Linked DNA regions of Homo sapiens: region 1 is linked to region 2. The links are chromatin loops, found by intact Hi-C in ENCODE. Cell type or tissue: Calu3. All regions are shown on one strand. Each heading gives the region's core, and the rest is flanking DNA. Links, peaks and the distances in the headings are about the cores only.

The links. Hi-C counts contacts between places; a loop is a spot of excess contacts. Peaks named below come from ENCODE experiments on the same cell type or tissue, not always from the same donor. Only the 100,000 strongest peaks of a DNase experiment are listed, where the experiment ranks them.
Region 1: a loop joins it to region 2, with 4 times the contacts of the local background. A loop is called at or near these places in 4 of 110 quality-filtered maps.

Annotation. Positions count from the first base shown.
Region 1 is chr10:61,757,458-61,766,140 of GRCh38, reverse strand. CABCOCO1 (ciliary associated calcium binding coiled-coil 1) reads right to left here. Exons shown (of 8, transcript NM_001366906.2): 6 at 5,960-6,082; 7 at 5,138-5,278; 8 at 1-202. The coding sequence ends at 128. Among named protein-coding and RNA genes, the nearest start is that of CABCOCO1, 99 kb to the right of the region's middle. In Calu3, for the core only: no CTCF peak of the experiment used is centred there; DNase peaks (open chromatin) are centred at 4,204 and 8,430.
Region 2 is chr10:61,939,662-61,947,661 of GRCh38, reverse strand. ARID5B (AT-rich interaction domain 5B) reads right to left here. Exons shown (of 10, transcript NM_032199.3): 3 at 7,254-7,479. Among named protein-coding and RNA genes, the nearest start is that of ARID5B, 42 kb to the right of the region's middle. RefSeq lists an enhancer at 7,404-7,533. In Calu3, for the core only: no CTCF peak of the experiment used is centred there; a DNase peak (open chromatin) is centred at 3,861.

The DNA.
Region 1 (8,683 bases), core at 684-8,683, 180 kb after region 2:
AAAAAGTGGGGCTTGGTTTTCCTTTCACAACTAAGTGATGGAGACACGACGCTCCAGAGAGTCTGTTATTCTGGCTGGTTTTGTTTGTTTCTGTGAAGTTTAGCATCACTCTCCTTGTACCAAGTCCTTAGGCCTTTTTCAATTTTTCTATTCGTGCATTAAAGGCCTCTTCCTGTATTTGCAGTTTTTCGTTTATCTCGGTCTGTGAAGACAATCATAAAAAACGTGGTTATGATGGAGCTATCTTTTGCTGCACATTGTCTTTGTGGTTTTGACATACTATAGTGCCTAAAGACAGATATTATCCCTCACACACCTTCCTGTTTTGCAGACATAGCTGTGTTTCAGCCTGTAGTGATGTGATAACACTTTATCATATTTCTCTGCACATTTCCAATGTATAGCATGTCTGCTATGAACAGGAAGTGGTATTTGGACAGCCATTTTTCACAAAGCCTTGTGTTGGAAGATAGGATAATTTATCTGTATTTTCAGACAGACTTTACCAATAAGCACTGAATCAGAATAACTGCTTTGGGCTCAGTTATTGCAGTGCTGTGGGTCCCTCCACCATCTGCAATGGATGTCTGTGTCTCCCGTGTAATACATTCTAAATGAGATCCCAGGAAGCTTCTGTTGTGAAATAACAACACAAATAACCTTACAATTAGAACAACTCCCATAATTAAGAGTATTCATCATACATTAGAACTCTTGGAATGATGCCACTTTCTGATATATTTTTGGTAAAAAAAGTAAGCAATTGCTCTCAGGTTTTGTGATTGCCGAGGTGGTGATAGCATTTTGCCTCTGGCAGCGATCTTCTGTGGACTCACATTGCTACCTGCACAATTCCATAAATACGTTCACATTAACTGAACATTAGTAGCCCTGGAAATGTCTTCCCTTTTTCACAAGGGATAATAAAATTACATACAGAAAAAGCAGTGGTGGTTGACGTGGCAAAATTGATGTTTTTGTTGTTGTTTAGGTGATTTTTAAAATGTCTACCGCTGTATAAGGAGTAGCTTATACACATATGTGTTAATAAATTCAAAGTTTGGATTTCTAATAGCTATAACATTATTTGAGGGCTTCAGGGTAACTGTACTTTGCAAACCTTTTATTATTTTAATTTAGATAGAAGACATTTAAAAAAATCAAATACTGTTTTAAGCCCAGATATAATTTTTCATATTTATTTACAAGAGTGTAACTATAACAGATAGTTGTGACATGTCCATGCTGCCTTATCTGATGAGATTTGATTTCACCTCACAGTAAGATTTGATATTTCTGGAAAGATCGTATGTGTGCCAACAATTCTGGGTTCAGAACTCACATAAGTATCAGTCTTTTCTGGTTCAAGCTTTAGTAAACCTTGGGATCAAGCTCCGGCCTCTGGTTTCTTATCTTTTCCTTTCTTGGTGGTTGGGTGGAGGAGGCAAGGAGGGATGGAGCGGTCCTCCAGGTCACAGAGGAACTCTTCCTTTAGGATGCACTGACTCTAAAGAAATCATCATCTATGCATGATTTTAGGTAGGGTCGAAAGAAGCACTGATCTTGGACTGGGAAGATCTAGGTACTAGTTCAGCTACGTCACCTTAGGTAAGTCATTTCACCACCTGGATTTTAGCTCTTACCTTAAAAATTAAGTAGGGGAATAGGATTATGTTAATATCAAACTTTAGTTTTTGAATTCATAATTCCAACTTCCAATTTTGTGATATACTTCACCAATGTTATCTTTCATTGTTATGATGTCATGAAATACTTAAAAATCTGTTACTCCTGCCTTATTAAAATAAATTTATGGGATACAACATATTGGACCACATAGGGATTAAAATGGTTTGAAATAATTTTACCACAATTTCAAAGGATTGGGAAGAATTGCGCCACTCAAACAATCGATTCTTCCCACTTTCAATTAATGTCCCTCTATGCCCACCAGTAATCTCATTTCTTTTCAGCTAAGGATTGATGTGCTTATCATCTACCAGTTTCTGTTTCACTACCACATAGGGATTTTACATTCACTTGGAGGCCTTTCTGGTATTTTACCGAGACAGAATTTATCAAAACAAGTGTAGGCCTTGGGAAAAGGTTCATGAAGGGGCAGCTAAGAGAGTGGCATACTGACAGAGGTGAGTAATGTCTCAGATCTCCAGACCTTAGGCTTAGTACTTTAGTTCAGTCACAACCAGCAGAGTTTGGATCTAAAGGCTCCACGTCTAGTCAATAACAGGCTGTCATTAGCCGTGTTTCCTTGTCATTCTTCAGAACTTTGCTGAACAGACAAGCAATCCTGCAAATACTATGGTTGGGTCTGGTTCTTTTTTTTTTTTTTAAGGAAAAAAAATATGTTCAGTAGTCTCTCATTGACCACTTCTTTGAGATGATTTCATGCTCAGCTTTTCTAACCTGGAAAATTCAAGTTGACCTAAAAACATCTAGGGTCCCAAGATGGCAAACTTCCCTCAAAGTTTTTATATTATATTACCCTATTGCTTCCACAGGGCCAACAGCCAACATGTAATGTAAGAATTTAGTGTTAGCATTCATATTTCTCTGAAATGTAATTCTTTAAATATATTTAAGTTTGCTCCCTTGGGTATAATTTTTATTACACAACTCAGGGCCAAAATAATTTCATTTTGAATGTATCTTTAAAATTAAAATACCTAAACTATACAGGCTTAAAATGTTTGCTCTATTCAGTATAATTTTAATTAACATCTCAGGGCCAAGATAACTTCATTCTTAATAAATCTCTAAAACCATAAAGTGAGTCAATGGGAAAATAAGTGAATTAACATAAAAAACTTATGGATTCATACTACATTTTCAGAAATTTCTGTATTAGAGAAGGTAAAATATGCCTGAAACCACATAGAAAAGGAATTTTGAAAACAACTGTACTTAAAACATGAATTATTTACTGCCTTTTTTTTGCAAAAATTGTAATAACAGTATGACTTTTAAACAAAGTAGGAGAAAAAAATCTGTGAGAAAATTTAAAACATCTTACGAGTAGTGATTCATTAAATATTCCTACAGCAGGTCGGTGTGTTCAAATAGCATATATACACTGACCACTGACACATAGCTACCTTTGAAAAGGGATATGGCAGTTCTTAGAGCCAGGAACACTGGAAGGCAGGTTTTAGAAGTGGAAAATAACCTACACATCTAAAATAGGAGGAGGAATTTAGGTAAGCAGAGAGTAATTACCCAACTTGGAATTTGACCAAGACACAAGGGTAAACGTGGAAAAAGTGCCACACCACGGGAGTATTAAAATCCAGAGTAGTCTGGTTGTGATATTAGAAGTTATGTGGTTTTTGTGGATAACGCTGGAATTAGAACTAGAACCCAGGTCACAGCTCCCATTCAGGGTCTTTTATCAGTTGTCAACCCTGGGAACTCTGGACAAATAACTTAAGTCTTTCTGTGTCCCATTTTTCAATTTATCAGGGGAAGTGCCTGCCTAACTCACATGGAGTTTACTAGGATTACTGATAGAAAATACATAAAGGGGTTTGCCATCTTGAGCCATTGTATAAATCCACATCATCATGCTATTTCATTGAAAAATTGGCAGTAATTTGGCCCAGGCTGATGTCTACAAATCCACTTACTATGGAAATGATTGTGGCACCTAGCGGTTCTGCATCCCTGTCCTCTGGTCCACATCCTCTCCATGCCTAATTACATTTAGGTGAGCAAGCTATTGAACTTCCAGGATGGCTTCAGGCCAATGGGAAGATAACATACAGACACATAGCTATCATATAGAATAGGGGTATAAATGCTGCAGACTGTAATATTTAAAATAATTTCAATGAATAGTTAAAACATACTGTTCACTGCATGGAACACAGCTTTGGTAAAGACGTTTTCAATTTTTTGGGCCTGCAAACAATTCAGTTACTGTCTGGTAGTTCCTCGGCAATAATTTCAGAGCTGTAGGATTGCAAAGGAGCCCAGAGCCATGATTATACATAAACTATATTTAGATGAAATGTTATCAGATCTAAAAAGGAGATATGTTCTGAACTCAGCTTAATTCAACTGCTCTCTGCCCTTCTACACAATAACCAGTTATTACATTCATGGAGTTGTTAACAATAAAGCTTTGTGTAAAACGTGTTCTTCCACTATTTCTGGTAAACACTAAACACCCCTTATTAAGCTGAGGACTTTGGCTGAGTCTGTTGGCACCAAATCATTAAATGTTCGTGTAAATAGTGCAATAACATTTGATGATTAAACAAGTAACAAGGTATGCTTATGCCAAGCTAATCTTTTGCTCTTTTTAAATTAGTTGTTAATACAGTGGGCTTTTAATATATGGTCTCATGTTCAGATGACAACTAAATCTTCTCCTGAGATGCATTAATATTTTAAATATGCACTAGGTTGCCCTCCTGATTTATAGCCATTTCTAAATAAATTGCAAATGTACTCAAAATATACATTTTACTTATTTAATCATTTGGCCTGAAAAATTATGTGAATTCCTGTAAGTCTTTGAGTTGAGGTAGAAATGGCTGTTTGTTTTTTGAACAGAATGAGATGAGAAAGAATTAAGCATAAACCTAAGCCAGTTAATAAATCATTGGCAGCTGCTATTCATACGGCTGCTGCCATCACCATGTTCATGTAATTATTGGTGTAAACTGCTTAGCCATTACTGATAGGTCAAAAGGAACAAACTGTCTGAGAGGCAGTTCAAAGATCTGAAAGCCTGTTAGAAATTTGGTGAGAAGACTTAGCTGAGGATTAAGGTTTGATCTTCAGTGTTTACCATTCAGAAATGCATTCCAATTCCTTTTGCATAAGCAACATTTACAGTTTGACAAGATATGAAGCCTTTACCATGTTATTTTTTGGGTTTTGTTGTTGATTTTTTTAACTGATAACATGCACCACACTAGATGCTGTTGGAAAATCTATTTTGTGATCTTACTGAATCTCTGATGACTCAACTGAGAATTATGTGAAGCTGTTAAATTGAACTTCGTCATAAGCATCGCTCATGCTGGCAGTGTGGGGAGTGTTTATAGACATTAAAGTTAAGGTTGGCTAATTAACCAGTAATAAAGTAAGTGAGCATACTATCAATACTGAGTACCTGAATGCCGATTAAAATGTCATCTGTGACTTGATCCAGCACTGATTTTACATCTTCAATGGTAAAACCAACTAAAGGATCCATGTCTGAGGTGTCAGTTTCTGGCTGAGACTCCTCAGGGCCTTGTTCTTGATCCAACCTCTAGAATATTGAAAGTAAATAGCACTCGGGTGATTTCTAGAGCATTCGGTGATTTATATGGAACCTAAAACTTCTTGTTTTAAATATATTTTATTTTACTTTAAGTTCCAGGATACAAGTGCAAAGTGTGTAGGTTTGTTACATAGGTATACGTGTGCCATGGTGGTTTTCTGCACCTATCAACCTGTCATCTAGGTTTTAAGGCCCGCATGCATTAGCTATTTGTCCTGATGTTCTCCCTTCCCTTCCTTGCCCACCCTCCAAATGGCCCAGATGTGTGTTGTTCTCCTCCCTGTGTCCATGTGTTCTCATTGGAACCTCAAATTTCTATTGGATACTTTTCTAGCAGAAACAATGTCAATCTGGGGGGAGATTTTGATATGATGTTACTCTGTATTTATATTCCTGTTCATGAGGGTTATGACAGATCAACTCATGGTACCAATGTGGTGCCCAGGGGAAAGTGAAGGTGGAGATTAGGAAGGGTAGGGTGGAAAAGATTAAAATTGCTGAACTACCATCAGCGGACTCATCTTTGAATCAACACTTAGAGAAATATTTGTATTTGGTTGGGAAAAATCAGAGGCAAAGAAAATGAAGAAAACATTTAGTTCGTTTCCTCCCACCCCAAGAGAATATAATGATGAGGTAGGGTGAATGGAAAGACAAAAAGAAATATACCTTCATTTCCGTATCCAATATTGTGGGGGGCTCTATGAATGTTGAATAAATATCAAATGAGATTCCTTCTTCCAGAGGATTTGGGAAAGGGCCACATGCAGACTTGACAACCTCTATCACTTGCTGATGGGAAGAAAAAAGTTGAATTATGACAGAGCCTTTGGTGAGCAACCACAGTTTCGGTCAGTTCCGTTATATATGTACCATAGTTCCAAGTCTGTTATCTTTCAAGTGCCACCTCCTTTGAATTTTTGATGCCATTGCCCTTTTTGTCCTCTAGTGCTTTTTGAGCTCCATTTCTCAAAATTAACACTTTGTTTTCCCACTGTCTCATTTCCTTTCGATACTCTGTGGTTTAGGATTTCATGTAGTATCTCCTCGTTCTTAACTGTTTTGTGCTTCAGTATCCCCCTTCTCCTGACTACAAGCCCTCTGTAGGTGGAGAACCAAGTTTTAGATGCTCTGTGTATCTTCTCTAGTTCTGGCAGAGGATTAGGTGTTTAATACACTTAATGTCATCCTGATGGGGACTGCTATTACTCAGCAGAATGTAGCTGCTGAAGTGGCCATCAAGAACTTGGTGATGAAGACAATAAGGGCTGCAAAGATTAATATATGAAGCCAGTAGATCAGGAAGGAGATTTGTCAAAAACACACAGGGCAAGGCAAGACTTCACTATGAGTATTTAACAATTCTTTAGCAACAGCGTGCCACTCAGAAGGAGGCTGACGGTTGGTTAACACTGGAAATGAAGGAAAAGGAGAGTCAAGGAAGCCAACTTTGGCAGTGCTCATCTCACTCTGACTTGGGGGAGGGAAAGGGGAGATGAGGGTATTAATAACATTAAACATTTGATTCATTTAATTAGTTGTTCTAATTCCATGTTTAATAAGCAACATTTGATTTTAATTTCAATTCCCATCCCAATTGATCTGTAGAGACGTGCCCACTTGAGGGTTCTCGTTTTCATGCCTACTACATGCCTCATTGTAAACTGGTAAATTGTTTTGCTTTATAGGAGCTTGTTATTGTGGCCCAGGGATGAAGCCACCCACAGTATGCTGACAAAGTCAGGCCCTGAGATTAGAGCTTCAAACATAAGTTTGAAGACAAAATTTTGAAAATGCATAAATTCACGAAATAATTATCATCCTGTGAAGCCTGAAAAAAAACCCAATGAAATAATAATGCATTCATTTTTAATGTCTCTACAATATTTCAAATAAATATGTTACATGTCATCATTTAAATATTAATGTTTTTGATTTAGATAAGTTTTGAAATGCGCTGGAAGCTAAGGTTTGTTTTTGGTCTTACAAATGCTTATGTGTTTTGCATTGAATTAATATTATTAATTTTAACTTGATTTTATACAAAGTTGTTGCTTAGTGTAAATATATAGAAGCCCCAACGTGTCCTAACTTTATAGGCAAAAAGATTTGGAAACCAAGAGGTTAAATGATTGGCCTAAGGTCAAATAATTACTTCTTGACAGGGCTGGGAATTAAACCCTGGTGTGCTGACTTCTTGTCCTTTGTGGTTTTCAGTAAACTGTAATACGTCATTAAGTTGCCATATTTGGAAATTATTGCTATTATCAAGCACTTAATTTTTATTCTGTTAGGTGACATCATTCCAGATTGTTTATCTTAAGTCAACTAAATGTTAATCAAAATAGAATATTGAGAAAACATATCAGAACAGTTCTTTTCTCTTATGCACTTCCACGAGCCATTGCATTTTTCCTAAATGGGGCAAACAAGAATTTCACCTTCCCACGAAATGATTTGTACCTTTTTTCAGCACTCTTGTTTTTCATCCTTCCTTTACCTTCTATTGCTCTTTATTTTACCAAGCTAGGAAAAGGAGACAGCTAAACATATTTTAGCGGCCTCTGAAACATTATAGGTAAAATAAATAAGCTGCACATGGGAATCAGAGACAAGGGAAGATGATGAGGTATTTACTTAGTGGTATAGACTTTAATATACACCAAGGAACAGGAAGTTTGGAGTGGGGGTGGTGGGGATGAGTGAGACGTTGAAAAGAAGAGAGAAAGGAATTGAATGGAGTCTACTGAATTTACTGCAGGCACTGAGATAATCTGCAAGGTAAAAGTGTTGTTTTTAATGCAGTAGAATTTTTTCTGGTCTACTGTCACCATATTTGTCTTGTTGCTAAGCTTGGCCATACACAGGCTAGGCCTTCCTGCTCACTTGCCCTCACCCCCTGTGGAAGTTCTCAATAGGTTGCCTCTCTAGCCTGGTAGTAGCAGATTCTACCACTGGCCCTTTTCTACTTGTACCCATTTCCCCATCACATTATACACTTAAATGTAAGCAGGTATTTGTGTCCAATTCTCTCATTTCTTTCCCTCACATCCCTGTCCTCTGGATTTCTTTATAAGGCTCATCTGAATGACTCACCAACTACCCAGTTTCCTGGTCTTTGGCACTGTGTGTGTGTGTGTGTGTGTGTGTCTGTGTGTGTGTGTGTACTGGGCACACACTTGGAAACTTGGAACTTCCCAGCTTCCACATCATCATTTCTTTGGTGGAGTGAAACTCCCAAGAACCTGAAGTTCTGACTGAGAGTTGAGCTTTTCTTTGCCTTGATTTTTATGAGTGTAGCCCATATAACTATTAATTTGATTTAATTGGTGCACAAAAACTGGGGGGTGAGAATTTCTTTTCTTCAGGGTGTTTTGCATACTATTAGTGAAC
Region 2 (8,000 bases), core at 1-8,000:
TCAAGCCAAAATTTAAATTTCAAATGAAATGAATAATCTTATTCCTATGTGTTATAACCATATGTATTCCTAGTTTCTTAGAAAACATACTGGGTTGGACACAGTGGCTCACACCTGTAATCCCAGCACTTTGGGAGGCCAAGGCGGGTGATCACTTGAGTTTAGGAGTCTGTGACCAGCCTGGCCAACATCGTGAAACCCCGTCTCTACTGAAAAAATACAAAAATTAGCTGGGCATGGTGGCGGGCACCTGTAATCCCAGCTACTTGGGAGGCTGAGGCAGGAGAATTGCTTGAACCCAGGAAGCAGACGTTACAGTGAGCCAAGATCGCACCACTGCACTCCAGCCTGGGCAATGCAGTGAGACCCTGTCTCAAAAAAAAAAAAAAAAAAAAAAAAAGAAAGTAAGTGAGAAGATATACTGGTAATAAGCTGTTCTAAAACTCTGAATATCTTGGATGCAGATTCTTGTACTCCATCAAAAGTCCTTTGGGTTGTCACATTATAACGGCATGAGGCAATCTCTTGAAGAGTCATGTGGGTACTTGGAGAGTATCTCCTCCAATGTTAATTGGGCTATGATAAAATTCTTTAACGAATGCATGGTTAACACAACAATATTGTCAGAGAGAAAATCCTTTGGAAAGTATCTTTACAAGTCTTTGATAAGTCTCGTATGTAATTAGTTTCCATGTTGAACTTAAGGATACTATAAAGGCCAAATTATTATTATTTTTTTTTGAGACAGAGTCTCACTCTGTTGCCCAGGCTGGGGTGCAGTGATGTGATCTCTGCTCACTACAACCTCCTCCTCCTGGGTTCAAGCAGTTCTCCTGCCTCAGCCTCCTGAGTAGCTCGGACTACAGGCGCATGCCACCATGCCCGGATAATTTTTATATTTTTAGTAGAGATGGGGCTTCACTATGTTGTCCAGGCTGATCTTGAACTCCTGACCTTGTGATCCACCCGCCTTGGCCTCCCAAAGTTTTGGGATTACAGGTGTGAGCCACTGCGCCTGGCCCAAATTCGTTTTAGTTAGAAGGTTGCTCTGTAATGATTCTTCATGATATTCATGAATAGTATAGTGCAACAATATATTATTTAAGAAACTTCTCAAGTTGCAGTGTTAAGAAAAATAGTAGACTTAGGCCAGCAATCCAAGCAACAAATACCTTCAAAAGACTCTTTAATATACATACAAAATTTAAATCTAGAAAGGAAGGAAGGATTGTCCCAGTAAGAAGGATGTCTTCCAATCCTAGTAAATTCATTAGCAGTGAAAAGTCTCTATGACAAGATGTCTGCATTTAGCATGCTTCTTACAGACATTTATATTGTTTTCTTCAACAAAAAGTGAGAATCCTTCCCATGTCCACATCTCAGGAAGCTGCCTGACATATCAAACTCAAAAGTGATCTGAAACAACCATTTGCAATACGAGGCCTCCAGAATCTCCAAGCAAAAACTACAGCTAATTTTTAACCAAGAGTATTTGAGATATCCTATACAACTGGCCACTTATGGCTCAGTTTATTTTGACAGAATTTTCAGGAGGATAAAAGTTTATAAAATATAAATATATATTAATATATAAATATATAAAATGTTTATGTTATATGGTATATATTACATACATTTATTATTTGAAATAAATATATATTAAAATAATAGTCATATATAATATGTATTTATATATATACATATAAACAAGCAAAAACCTAAAGGACTTTTATAATAGTTTTCTATCGAGGGAGACAGTAATGAGAGTAAACCCTGTTCTAAATTACTAGAATGTGTGTGTGATTAGGGAAATTCAAAAGGGACAAATAAGCTAACCTTGTACCACATGGCTCCCTATCATACAGAACCTGCTTCTGATAATAATAATGTACTAATAATACCACTTTAGACTTCAGTATCACAAATGTTTCCATAGATATTAACTAATTTGTTCTCAGGTGGTCTTCTCAAAAATCCAATGAGAAACAGCCAGGTACATATTATTGCCCATTTTAGACAAAACAAAGCTGAATGTATAAACAATATATCATTTAAGAAACTTCTCAAGTTGCAGTGTTATGGAAAATGGCAGAGTGAAACCAGCAATCCAAAGTAAAATATAAACAACAAATACCTTCCAAAGACTCTTTAATATACACATAAAATTTAAACCTACTTTGAGCCATTTGGTTGAACAGTTGTGTTCTTTTCATGTCACCTTAGAGCTGTATAATAATATTTCACTTTATCTCTGCAGCAATGAAGTGAGTACAGATATTTTATTTTACATTTGAAAATCTCATTGTATTTTATCTTTTTTTGTGGCTGAGAATTAAGAATTCATTGCTCTCATTAATAAAAGTTATTTCTCTTCACTGAAAAAAATAAAAAACAAAAAATATATACACATAAAATTTAAGTCTAGAAAGGAAGGAAGGATTGTTCCAATAAGAGGCATGTCTTCAAATCCTAATAAATTCATGAGAGCACTCAGGTAAAAAATCATACAGTGTCTTCCAGTGACTTTTCCAGTGGTGACAGATCTACATGTAGAGCCAAGATTCTCCTGACAGCCCACCCTCTGCTCTTTTAACCCCACCATGCTGTTGACTCCCAAAAAGTACAGTGAAAGTCCCAGCAACAGAAGAAAGGGGGAAGCTACTCTTTCTCAATTTGATGGGACAGATTTAGAAACAGAAATTGAACTGAGGGAACCCCCATCATTAAATTCAGCCAGACCCCCACACATAATCTTTGGGTCTTTTTTCTCAGTTTCAGCTCAGACTCCTCTATCTTTTCTTTCTTTTTCTAAAGACACATTTGGAGATGAAACCATTCATAACTGCCCATCCACAGACAGTTTGTGGCAGCATAATTGACAATGAGTCTGCTGCAAAAAAATGAAAATGCTGTTTTAATAACCTTGGCCTAAAATACATTCTGTTGTATGCCTCAAAGGGCTTCAATAAAAAGTCAACCTGTAGAGACATATTTTCTTGGCTTAAACAACAATCCAAAGCATATAAATGTAGTCCAACTATAATGACATATTTATAGGCCAATAAAGCTTACACTGCAGCTTTCATACTTCGCTTAAAGGAACTCTGTAAGAATCAGTGTTACATAAAATAATTTGATTTTTTTTTCAAACTATAGCCCAAGGAATAAAAAAATGCAAGTTTGCTATGTTTAACTGATAGTGTTTATATTCCTTACTTACTAAAAATTTTGTAAAATGAAATAATTCTTCATTTGACTACTTTCAACTGCCATACCAAATATGGGTATCAAGTCCACTTTATTATAAAAGCTAAGTACTGTAATTCTAAAGACAAAAATAAATAACTAGAGGCTTGTGTGGTGAATGATTTAATCAACCCAATTCTTCTGGAAAAACAGGTTCTTGTGTTCATTATGCTTATGAATAATACATTCCTTAACCCTCCTATTTTAACATAGTTATTTTTCTTTTTTTTTTATAAACTTCAGTATGAAACAGTCTGAAAGAAGGTAAAATATCTCACTGAGTAAAGTCATAATTTGCATTGGTTTCATATTGAACTTTCTTTCTTTGAAAAGGACAAAGAGGAGGGAAGAGAATGAATGCACTTTACCACATTTCAGAAGTGTTTTTTAAGATTATTAGTTTTTCCACTATCCAGATCTGTAGTTTTAGTCATCAACCATTAAGAGTCTTAAATGAAAACTCTAGAGAGTTTTAAAAAGCAGAAAGATGACATCCTCAAATATTGTCTAAATGTGCTCCCTCAAGGGGGAAGGGGATAAAAAAAAAATGAAAGAGTTGTGATTTGAATCAGAGCATTTATTGGAAGCTGCCATGTGGGGCAGAGTTTCTCTTTGTGGAGTATTAATTTGTTGGCAGACACACATTTGTGAGAACATTCTTGTTTTTTTTTTTTACTATTCAGAGAGAGACAGGAAGTGACACAAACTGGAATTAAAGCGAACTTATTCTACCTAAACACTAAGCAAGAAAAGTGCTTTAATGAGCTTTTATATTTTAAAATCCCTTCTCTAAGAACCAATCTAATTATTTTGTTATTATTCATGTTTCAACATTATGAAATAACTCAGTTAAAAAACGATAACATGTTGGAGTTTTACTTTATCCATAGAAAGGTGAGATCTTTCCGTTCTTTGCTTACTTCCACCAGAAAAAAAGGGGGGGGGCCTCAAATAATCTCACAGTTCATCTTCTTTCTTTGGTAAGAACAATGAGGAGTTGGAAGGGTTCTACAGAAGGAAAAACCTAATAAGTGTGTGAATTTCCATTAACAATGTGGTATTGGAGGTGGTTTCAGTGTGACCAACAGAAAAGGAGATAAGAAAACCACTGCGGAGAAAGAAAAGTACAGACAACAAATATTTTGATGTTATAGAAGAGGCTGAAGAGAAAGTTGTGGGGACAGGAATGTGTACAGAAAATGACACCCCCTATCTCCTCAATATAAATCCTGACAATGTAGACTTACAAACCTTAGATTAGGCAGATAATGGAAACTCATTACATTAAGGAAAGTTTTTGTTTCTCTTTCCACATTATTACAACACAGTGTGCATTCCAATTACAAAAGCTATTTGTCTCAAATTCCCCACAGTTCATAGCAACTGAGTAGAATTTCAAGGCCCTAAATTCTATCCTTAAAGGGGTATTTTACATTAAAAATTTTTTAAGTACATGGTGTTTCTTGTGCCCCAGGAGAGAGCCTCCCAATCAACTCTCCTGTTGATCATTTTCCCTTCTTCAGCACTAATCATAAAGCTGTCTCCAAAATGAGACCAAAACAAACAAACAAAATCAGACTCAACCTAAAAGCCTTTTTTGTTTTGTTTTGTTTTGTTTTTGAGACAGAGCCTCGCTGTTGTCGCCCAGGCTGGAGTGCAAAGGTGTGATGATTTCGGCTCACTGCAACCTCTGCCTCCCAGGTTCCAGCAATTCTCTTGCCTCAGCCTCCCAAGTAGCTGAGATTACAGGCCCCTGCCACCACACGTGACTAATTTTTCTATTTTTAGTAGAGATGGGGTTTCACCATGTTGGCCAGGCTGGTCTTGAACTCCTGACCTCAGGTGATCCACCTGCCTCGGCCTCCCAAAGTGCTGGGATTACAGGCGTGAGCCACCGCACCCGGCCAGGAACCTTTTTATCAATACACATTCATTGGCCTTTCCTTACTCCTACTGAATGAAGAATCTAGAAAAGCTGGTCTCAGTAATCAGTATTGTTTTTTAAATTTCTTTCTTGAGTCTAATAAGCAACTAAATTTAAAAACCACTCATCTAGATTTTCCAGGCCAAACCACCTGCAAGTACTGTGAATATTCACTATAAACCAATTTCTTCTGGAATCAACTGCAAAAAGGTAGAATATGGACCTTCTTTTTTTTTAGAATCCAAGAGGATCAACCTTTTATTTCTTTGGGTGGAATTAAGAAATTAGACTTATTTTCCTGTTCATTAATAAATTATCCATTTTAAACACAATTTTAAACATAAACCTTGCTATAAATACTCTTGTTTATATGTGTGACATCAAGCTTAACCATCTACACATCCTTTTGTCCCCTGTGGGTTTCCTGTTTAATTTTTTATTAGTAACAGTATATTCCATAACACACACACACAAAATTAAACAAACAAAAGAAAGGTTTTAATGTTAAGGAAAACATAAGACAATGGTAATACAACTTAGATCATACATTAGGAAAGTAACACAACAGATGTATTATTCAGCATTACCGCAAGTCATAAGACTAGTTATTGTGTGTTCACAAAACTGGGGGGTGTAACAGTATATATAGGAAGATTATCAAAAAACTCTTTGGCTTTAGAAGGAAAACCACTAGTCTAATAATTGTCTCTAAATGTGCAGGTGACAATCAGGCTGCCATATCTAAAATGTTACTGTCTGACATCAACCAAAAGATGCCAGGAAACCGTTGATAGTTAAACTCAAACTGCAAGAAAATATTAATGCTATTCCCAAAACACAGCACAGCTCATCACAAACCAGGGTCACATGAAAGCCACAGTCAGTTACTGGTGTTATTCAGTCTCTTTATGCCAATTAAAATAAATTGCCTAGGTTTGTTGTAATAGTTAAGTTCTGGGTTTAAAAAAAAAAAAACCAGGAAGTTGTCACATTAAGGCGTAAAATAGGACTGCAAAAATCAGCATTGTGCGCAAATGAAAGAAAAAGATGCCTTAATATGTTAAAGTGCAGTTCCTCTTTGCCTAAAGAGGAAATAACTAGTCTAAATCAGAGGACAACAATTTTCGTCTTGGGCAATGCTAGGAGAATAAATCAGTGAATGACACGGGAATACAAACAGAAGAAAAAAAAAAAGCAATGAAAGGACACAAAATGTCACTGGAGAAGAAAGTGTTAAGAAAAAGCAATAGAACTAATTATGAAGCCCCTCCTTTATGCCAGTCAATGTGCTCTACCCCTTCTATCTCACATCTCACAATAACCCTGTAAAGTTCCCCTATTTTTTAGATGGGGAAACTGAGGCTTAGAAGTTAAATTATTTGCCTAAGGCCATACAGCTAAGAAGCAGCAGAGTTAGTATGTAAACACCAATCAGCACAACTACTCCAAAGCCCAAGTTCTCCTTTAAACTTACAGTGGAAGAGGGAAGCAAAAAAAAAAAAAAAAAAAAAAAAAAAAAAAAAAAATATATATATATATATATATATATATATATATATATATATATAGTTGATGGTACCACTGAACACTAAAAGATCAAGCAAACCTATGCCATTGGTTGCCAACCAGTGGATCCCCTGGCTTGACATTGTTCTCTTGCTCCACATTGAGGAACTCATCCCTTTTCCTCAGTTTGTTTTCCACTCAATGTAAAACATGAAATTGGGACATGGTGTTAATAGATGTCATACTACATACTTATAGCAAGTATTTAAACTCTTCATTAATTCAATTTTAGGTGCTCTAATTAAATTGTATGCCTTGACATCACACTGAAAATTGTTTAGAACCACTGTATCACCCCAGCACAAGGGTCCATACATAAAAGGTCCTTTGATCCAACAGGTAACACTCATCCCTTACCCATCCAGTCATCTCTCCATCCATATTCTTAGGACCCTTTGAGGTTAAAGAAATTTGAAATACATTTATATATAAATGATAGTGTTTCCAGAAAAATCTTCAACCGAAAAGTTACTATATACGCCCACACATTAGATTTAAAATTACAAGTCATATTTACCCAGGTCTGCCTTCTCCTTGAGAACGTCTTTGAAGTTGAGTCCACTGTTTAGGGTTGACTGCCTGTACTTCAGCAGAGCTTCCTTCTGTCCATTCCTTCCCAAGGCCTCAGTTTTCACTGGTCCAGCGTGGAAGCCACATCTCCACTTGGAGAAATCAGAATGTACCCACTTGACCAGGTCTTCAAGCTTCACAATCACCTTTTCGGAAACAGCAATGACTTCATCCTACAAGAGGTGGTTGGGGAAGAACAAAAAACGTTATTTATAGGTTTGAGGGAAATGATCCACTCTCCACAAGGCCCATCTGAAATGCCATGTGAGTGGTTTAACCTAATGCAAGGAGACTGTGTGCATTCTGGTGACACAGAATCTTTAGTAACTCACTTCATTTCAATGGTTTTTCACTGCTAGTTGTTTAGTTAAGGAATAATTTTTATGTTTGTTATACAATTAGAAAGTATCCAAAAATAGGACAGTAATTCTAATAAGCCATTTTTAATGTTGGTTGCCCAAGTTCACACTCTACCTAGCTGACCACTTGGGTGAAAGCTAGTTTTTAGGTGTAATTAATTGCAAATGTAAAAAGTGAAAGCTAGATGACTAATGGTGAGCCTGTCTCTACATAAATGGTCTAAGTAAATCTAGGATTCTTGGAACTCTGACTCACCCCCAAATTCCTATGTTTATGGTACATTTTCCCTTGGCTTATACACAAATATTGAATTTAACTTTTGTCCTAAAAATTA